2 separate regions of the Homo sapiens genome follow, and region 2 is linked to region 1. A link is a loop called in an ENCODE intact Hi-C map of the cell type or tissue named here. Cell type or tissue: mammary epithelial cell. All regions are shown on one strand. Links, peaks and the distances in the headings refer to the core of each region. The heading gives the core; the rest is flanking DNA. Region 1 overlaps DENND2B (DENN domain containing 2B). Region 2 has its middle 9.9 kb from the start of STK33.

The links. Hi-C counts contacts between places; a loop is a spot of excess contacts. Peaks named below come from ENCODE experiments on the same cell type or tissue, not always from the same donor. Only the 100,000 strongest peaks of a DNase experiment are listed, where the experiment ranks them.
Region 2: a loop joins it to region 1, with 4 times the contacts of the local background. A loop is called at or near these places in 2 of 110 quality-filtered maps.

What each region holds. Positions count from the first base shown.
Region 1 is chr11:8,772,710-8,775,624 of GRCh38, forward strand. All of the region lies in intron 1 of DENND2B (DENN domain containing 2B), which reads right to left. All of the region lies in intron 1 of DENND2B-AS1 (DENND2B antisense RNA 1), which reads left to right. Among named protein-coding and RNA genes, the nearest start is that of DENND2B-AS1, 5.4 kb to the left of the region's middle. RefSeq lists an enhancer at 1,723-1,902. In mammary epithelial cell, for the core only: no CTCF peak of the experiment used is centred there; a DNase peak (open chromatin) is centred at 1,632; H3K27ac peaks cover 1,227 bases.
Region 2 is chr11:8,602,629-8,605,543 of GRCh38, forward strand. No RefSeq gene overlaps it. Among named protein-coding and RNA genes, the nearest start is that of STK33, 9.9 kb to the left of the region's middle. RefSeq lists an enhancer at 1,238-1,739. In mammary epithelial cell, for the core only: a CTCF peak has its summit at 1,539; a DNase peak (open chromatin) is centred at 1,783; H3K27ac peaks cover 869 bases.

The DNA.
Region 1 (2,915 bases), core at 156-2,655:
GACCAGGGGACACCTGGGCGGCTCCAGCGTTCCAGCAACCTTACACACTGAAGCCTCAAGGGCATCTCCCTCCAAACTGCCTGGGGGTGGCAGGCAGCTGGGACAACAAACATCAAGCCTGCCTTTCCAGGGGTGAGTGGCAATCCCAACTCCTTGGGTATGCTTACAGCGCACCAATTTTCAATGCAAAATCCTTTAACAACTGTTTTCTCTCTCTTTCTGTCTTTCCTTCCCCTCCTCCTAAAGAAGAGCTGTTTATCCCTCTTCTCATTTCTGCCCCGCTCTGAGCCCTGAGTTTTAGTGCCAGTGCTTTTACACAAATCCAGCTTTACATCTTGAGTGAAATATAATTTCATAGGAATGTAATTCTGGAATGATCTCATTGAAAAAGCACATCCAGCAAAGGCCATGAGCAGACTTCAGGCCAGCCCATTCACACCCAGAGCCAAGAAGACTGCAGACCCCTTTCCCTTAAATGGAGAATGTGCCTGGGACCCAAAGCAAAGCACACCAGCTACCTAGGGATATTCTCCTGCCTACAGCCAGCCAGCCTGCCTGCCTGCAGACCACGGCCAGGGCCCACAGCAGCGACCACCATGAGCCACTCTGGCACCATACAAGGACAGACTCGAGGGCATCCAAGCAAACAGGCCTCACCCCAGAGACGCTGCCTCTGACCCTCGGGAGGGCTCTGGCTCCATGCCATCAAACATGAGCTGAAAATATTAACACTCCCCTGTCATAGCCCCATCAGAGACAGAAGAGTATCCAGAAGCCCAGCTGCTAAAGATCCTCCCCACACCTACCTGCCTTCCTAACTCTCGGAAACCCAATTACCATCTGACCCTATTGAGACAGAGTCAGAAAGTGGGGCATTTGACTCTGAAACTAGATGTCAAAGCCAGGCCCAGCCCAGTCCAGCAGAGCTGAGGCAGAGCAGAACTGGGGAAGAAATAATGTAGTCTGATGGACGCTCAAAAAATCCTACTGAAAAAAATTACCAAGTTGGAATCTCTGGAAAAAATGTCCTCATTCCAAATCTGTTCCCCACCCCCAATGAATTCTCATAAAATGGACCAGAAAAGGAGGAAAAAAAAAATTAATGGCTTGCAGGGTCTATGGGAACTCTCTGTCTCTCTGTACTATCTTTGCAACTGTTCTGTAAATCTGAAACTATTCTAAAATGTAACATTTATAAAAAATAATGGCTTATCACAGTTTCCTCTGTAAGAAACAATGGGAAAAGGGTGATCTTTGGGTATGAAACTCTGCCTCTACCAGCTATGAAGCTTTGGATGTGTTGCCTACCCTCTGTAAGCTTCAGTTTTCTCATCTGTAAAATGGAGAGAACAGTTCCAACCACGAAGTGCTGTTGTACAGATTGAGTAAGATAGTGCATGCAAAGGACTTACCACTGCTAAAAGTGCTTTCTTTCTGGGCAGCAGCAGTTTCTCTGCTCAGTCAGCCTTCACGTTGGGTTCTTGACAACTGCAGCTGGAGACCCTACCTCCACCCTTCAGCCCTACCTGTCTTTATGACTAGCAGTCTCTTCCAGAAACGGCAGGACACTTTAATCCCAAAGCACAGTAATCACCTGAAAGGCTGAAGGCTGCCTTATAGCAAGTTCTGACTAGTGAAAGCACACCTTTGTTGACAGAAACATGTTCTCCTTCCTGCTTTCCCTTCCTCCATTAGAATCTAGTGTCACTGCCATTAGCTGAATGACTTTCCTAAGGGTTACAGGGATCCATCAGAAGGAAAGCCAGAAGCTGACAGAGTTGCGCTTCTGACAGAGAGGAAGTGTGCTCTCAAAATCGCCACAGAAGATTCTTCCCCTTCAGTAGCACCACTACCATCCACCATCTCATCACCACCACCCCAACTCCTGGCTGTGCCCTGCTCCCATCCTGGCCCCACATGAAGCTGGGCTGATAAACTACAAATCCACAAGTCAAGGGGCACAGCAAGTTCCCCAAAACCAAGACATATGTCTCAAGGCTGGGCAGGAAGTTGCCCCCAGGCCCTGAAGCCCAACCCCGGGGCCTCAGACACCTTGCCTCTTGTCTATAGGATGATGTTACTTGCTTCTCCCCTGGGGAGACTGAGATGAGTGGGCAGTCTAGGAACCCTATCTAGGTCTTCTTATTTTTTTCGTTTTTTTTTTTTAATTATTATTTTCACTTTTTTTTGAGACAGAGTCTCTCTCTGTTGCCTAGGCTGCAGTGCAATGGCGTGATCTTGGCTCACTGCAACTTCCACCTCCCAGGTTCATGAGATTCTCCCACCTCAGCCTCCTGAGTAGCCGGGATTACAGGGGCCCACCAACACACCTGGCTAATTTTTGTATTTTCAATAGAGACGGGGTTTCACCATGTTGGCCAGGGTGGTCTCGAACTCCTGACCTCAAGTGACCCGCCCGCCTTGACCTCCCAAAGGGCTGAGATTACAGACGTGGGCCACTGTGCCTGGCCCCCATCTGGGTCTTATAAGTGGATGGACTAGAGACCAAGGAAAGAATCAGGTGAAGAAAGGTATAGCTCTGATGTCGTGTTATCTCCTTGAAAATCACTCACAAGAATGTCAAATACTTAAAAAAACAAAAAACTCTCCCAAGACAAAAGAGAAGTCCAATCTCACCCTGAAAATTTACTGTCCAAATAAGGGAGCAGTCAGTGCTAGAACAGTCAGGCTGTTCCAACTCCAAAAAGCCCTGGGAGAGAGGCAGTTCCCGGGCTTCAGATTCCACTGACAGGTTGTAACCCCTCAAAGCCACTAATGGGCACATTCTAGTGGCTAATTCCTCTGACCTTCCAGATGGCTGGGGTGGGGACACACCCCAGCTGAGACCCAAGGACACTGGTTCCTGGCAGGGAGCATGCAAAATCTCAGCAGCTCCAACCAGGCCAGATTAACAG
Region 2 (2,915 bases), core at 211-2,710, 170 kb before region 1:
TTTGTTGCCCATGCTGGTCTCAAACTCCTGGGCTAGAGTGAGCCTCCTACCTTGGCCTCCCAAAGCTGTGGAATTAAAAGTGTGAGCCACCCAGGTGGGAGCTAAACATGTGTACACATGGACATATACTGAGTGAAATAATAGATATTAGGGAATACAAAAGGTGGGAGGGGGTGAGGGTTGAAAAACCTATTGGGTACAATGTTCACTATTCAGGTGATGGATACACCAAAGCCCAGACTTCAGCACCACACAATAAATGCATGTAAGAAACCTGCACTTGAGTCCCCTCAATATATTTGAATAAATAATTTAACTTTAAAAGAAAAAAATGTGAGCCACCGTGTCTGCCCCCATATGTCCTTCACCCAGATTCACCTATTAAGATTTTACATCAGCCAGGCACGGTGGCTCACGCCTGTAATCCCAGCACTTTGGGAGGCCGAGGTGGGCAGATCACAAGGTGAAGAGATCGAGACCATCCTGGCCAACATGGTGAAACCCCGTCTTTGCTAAAAATTAGCTGGGTGTGGTGGTGCACACCTGTAGTCCCAGCTACTCAGGAGGCTGAGGCAGGAGAATCACTTGAACCTAGGAGGCAGAGGTTGCAGTGAGCCAAGATCGCGCCACTGCACTCCAGCCTGGCCACAGAGCGAGACTCCATCTCAAAAAAAAAAAAAAGATTTTACACCATTTGCTTTATTAATAGCACTCTCTCTATATATGTGTGTGTGTGTGTATGCATGTTTAATTAAAAAAAGATATACATCTACAGCTTTGTTCTGTACCATTTGTGGGTGAGTTACATACACTAAGGACCTTGACTTCTAAATACTCCAGTGCATATTTTCTAAAAACGAGAATATTCAATTATATAACCACAGTTCAGTTATCAACTTTAGTACATTTAACATTGATACAATAATCTCATCTACTCTCCATATCCCCATTTTGTCAGTTGACCCAAGAATGTCCTTTCTATTACATTTTCCTCACTCCACTACAGGACCCAATATAGGGTCAGGAATTGCATTTAGCTGTCATGTCTCTTTAGCCTCCTTGAACCTGGACATTTTCCTAGCTTTTCTTTGTCTTTAACGACAGGGACATTTTTAAAGAATCCAGTCCCCTATCCCCTGCCTTTACTTAATATAACGTCTTTCATTGTGGGTTTGCCTGATGTTTCTCTGTAATGAGATTCAGGTTCTGCATCCTTGGCAGCAATACTGTATCATGGGTGACATCATGTCCTTCTCACAGCATTACATCTGGGTGCACAGTATGTCCACCTGCCCCTTATTGGTGATGTTATTTTGAGCACATGATCAAGATGTTATGTGATTTCTCCACTGTATAATACTCCAATTGCTGTATATTTTTTCCTCCCTCACAACTTTTCCTGCACAACAATGAGCAGTCAGTGGAGAGACAATTTAGGACTATGCAAATATCCTGCTCCTCATCAAAATTTCCCCCTAGGGTTAGCCCTTAACAAGTTTTCTGACGATCCCTGGGGCTAAATGAGTGCCCCGGCGCCACCTATGGGGCTTGCAGCACACTGCAACACCGGGAATGAACCTCGGACCTCTCTCACTCTGCCACTTGTCTGGAGTCCAGGAACTACTTCAGCCCTAGACATTTTGAAAGATCCTATAGAGACCTGAGTTGCAAGCCTGAGTTCTAGTCCAGACACCGCCAATGACTCATGAGGAATCTTGGACAAGTCTTCTTAAGACTTATGTTCCTAGTGAAATGTAGGGTTGGCTGACAGAGATCTGAGTTATACATTCAAGTAATACTTATTGAGCAACTACAGGCACTGTTCCAGGATCCAAGCAAGACTTCTGCTCTCAGGGAAGCTTACACCCTCTGTGACTCAGACAGTGAGCAAGAACACAAGACGAAGAAAAAGATAAACATACCTCATAGTAAGTGCCATGATGACGATGAAACAGGGCTGTGAGAGAGTGCCTGGGTCCACTTCAGATTGTGTGGTTAGGAAAAGCTCTCTGAGGAGGGGTGCGAGCTAAGATCTAAAGGGTGATTGGAGCCAACCCTGACCTTGAGAAGTTTTGGAGGTAGAGCCTTCCAAGCAGAGGGAAGAGTCAAGGATGACTAGGGGTTTGGTACTTCTTCCATATCTATGGCTCTTTGGGGGTGTGGGGGCAGGGTCAGGAGACTCCCAGGTGTCCCTGAAGCAGAGCAAGAGACGGATAAGAGAGAGGTGTGTTCTCCAGAATAACAGGGAGAAATTCTAGAGGTGTTGACAAATGAAGTGGCTTTTAAAAGATGAGTAAAGATTTTGAAAGGTAGATTATAGAACAGAGAAAGACATTCCACGTAGGAAAGGGGAAGAATGGGAGGCACACAGGAGTCATTGGCTATGGCAATTCTGAAATCCAAGTGGGCAAATATTTTGAGGGCCTCCTAGTCTGGTCGGGAATTATTCATTATTTTCTGATTCAGGTCCCTGGAAGTAGCTCCCTTGCCTGTTGTTCTCCTTATCCCTTGCTTCTGCCCTCAAAGAGGTTCTTCACATTTTAGTGTCCCTGCTGATGTGGGGCTTGAGGCATAAACCTCTTTGGGGGCTGAGCAGCCTTCTCAACTCTTAGGTGTGTTAAGAGCCTGAGCATTCTCTACCATAGATTATTGAAAGCCCAAGAGCCATTTAATGTCTTCAACAGTTATTGTTTTCTGTTAGTCTAGGCTCATCATTCCCCTGGCAATAAAACACTCTAAAAACCTCATTATGGGCCGGGCACAGTGGCTCACACCTGTAATCCCAGCACTTTGGGAGGCCAAGGCAGGCGGATCACCTGAGGTCAGGAGTTTGAGACCAGCCTGGCCAACATGGTGAAAACCCATCTCTACTAAAAATAGAAAAATTAGCCGGGCATGGTGGCAGGCGCCTGTAA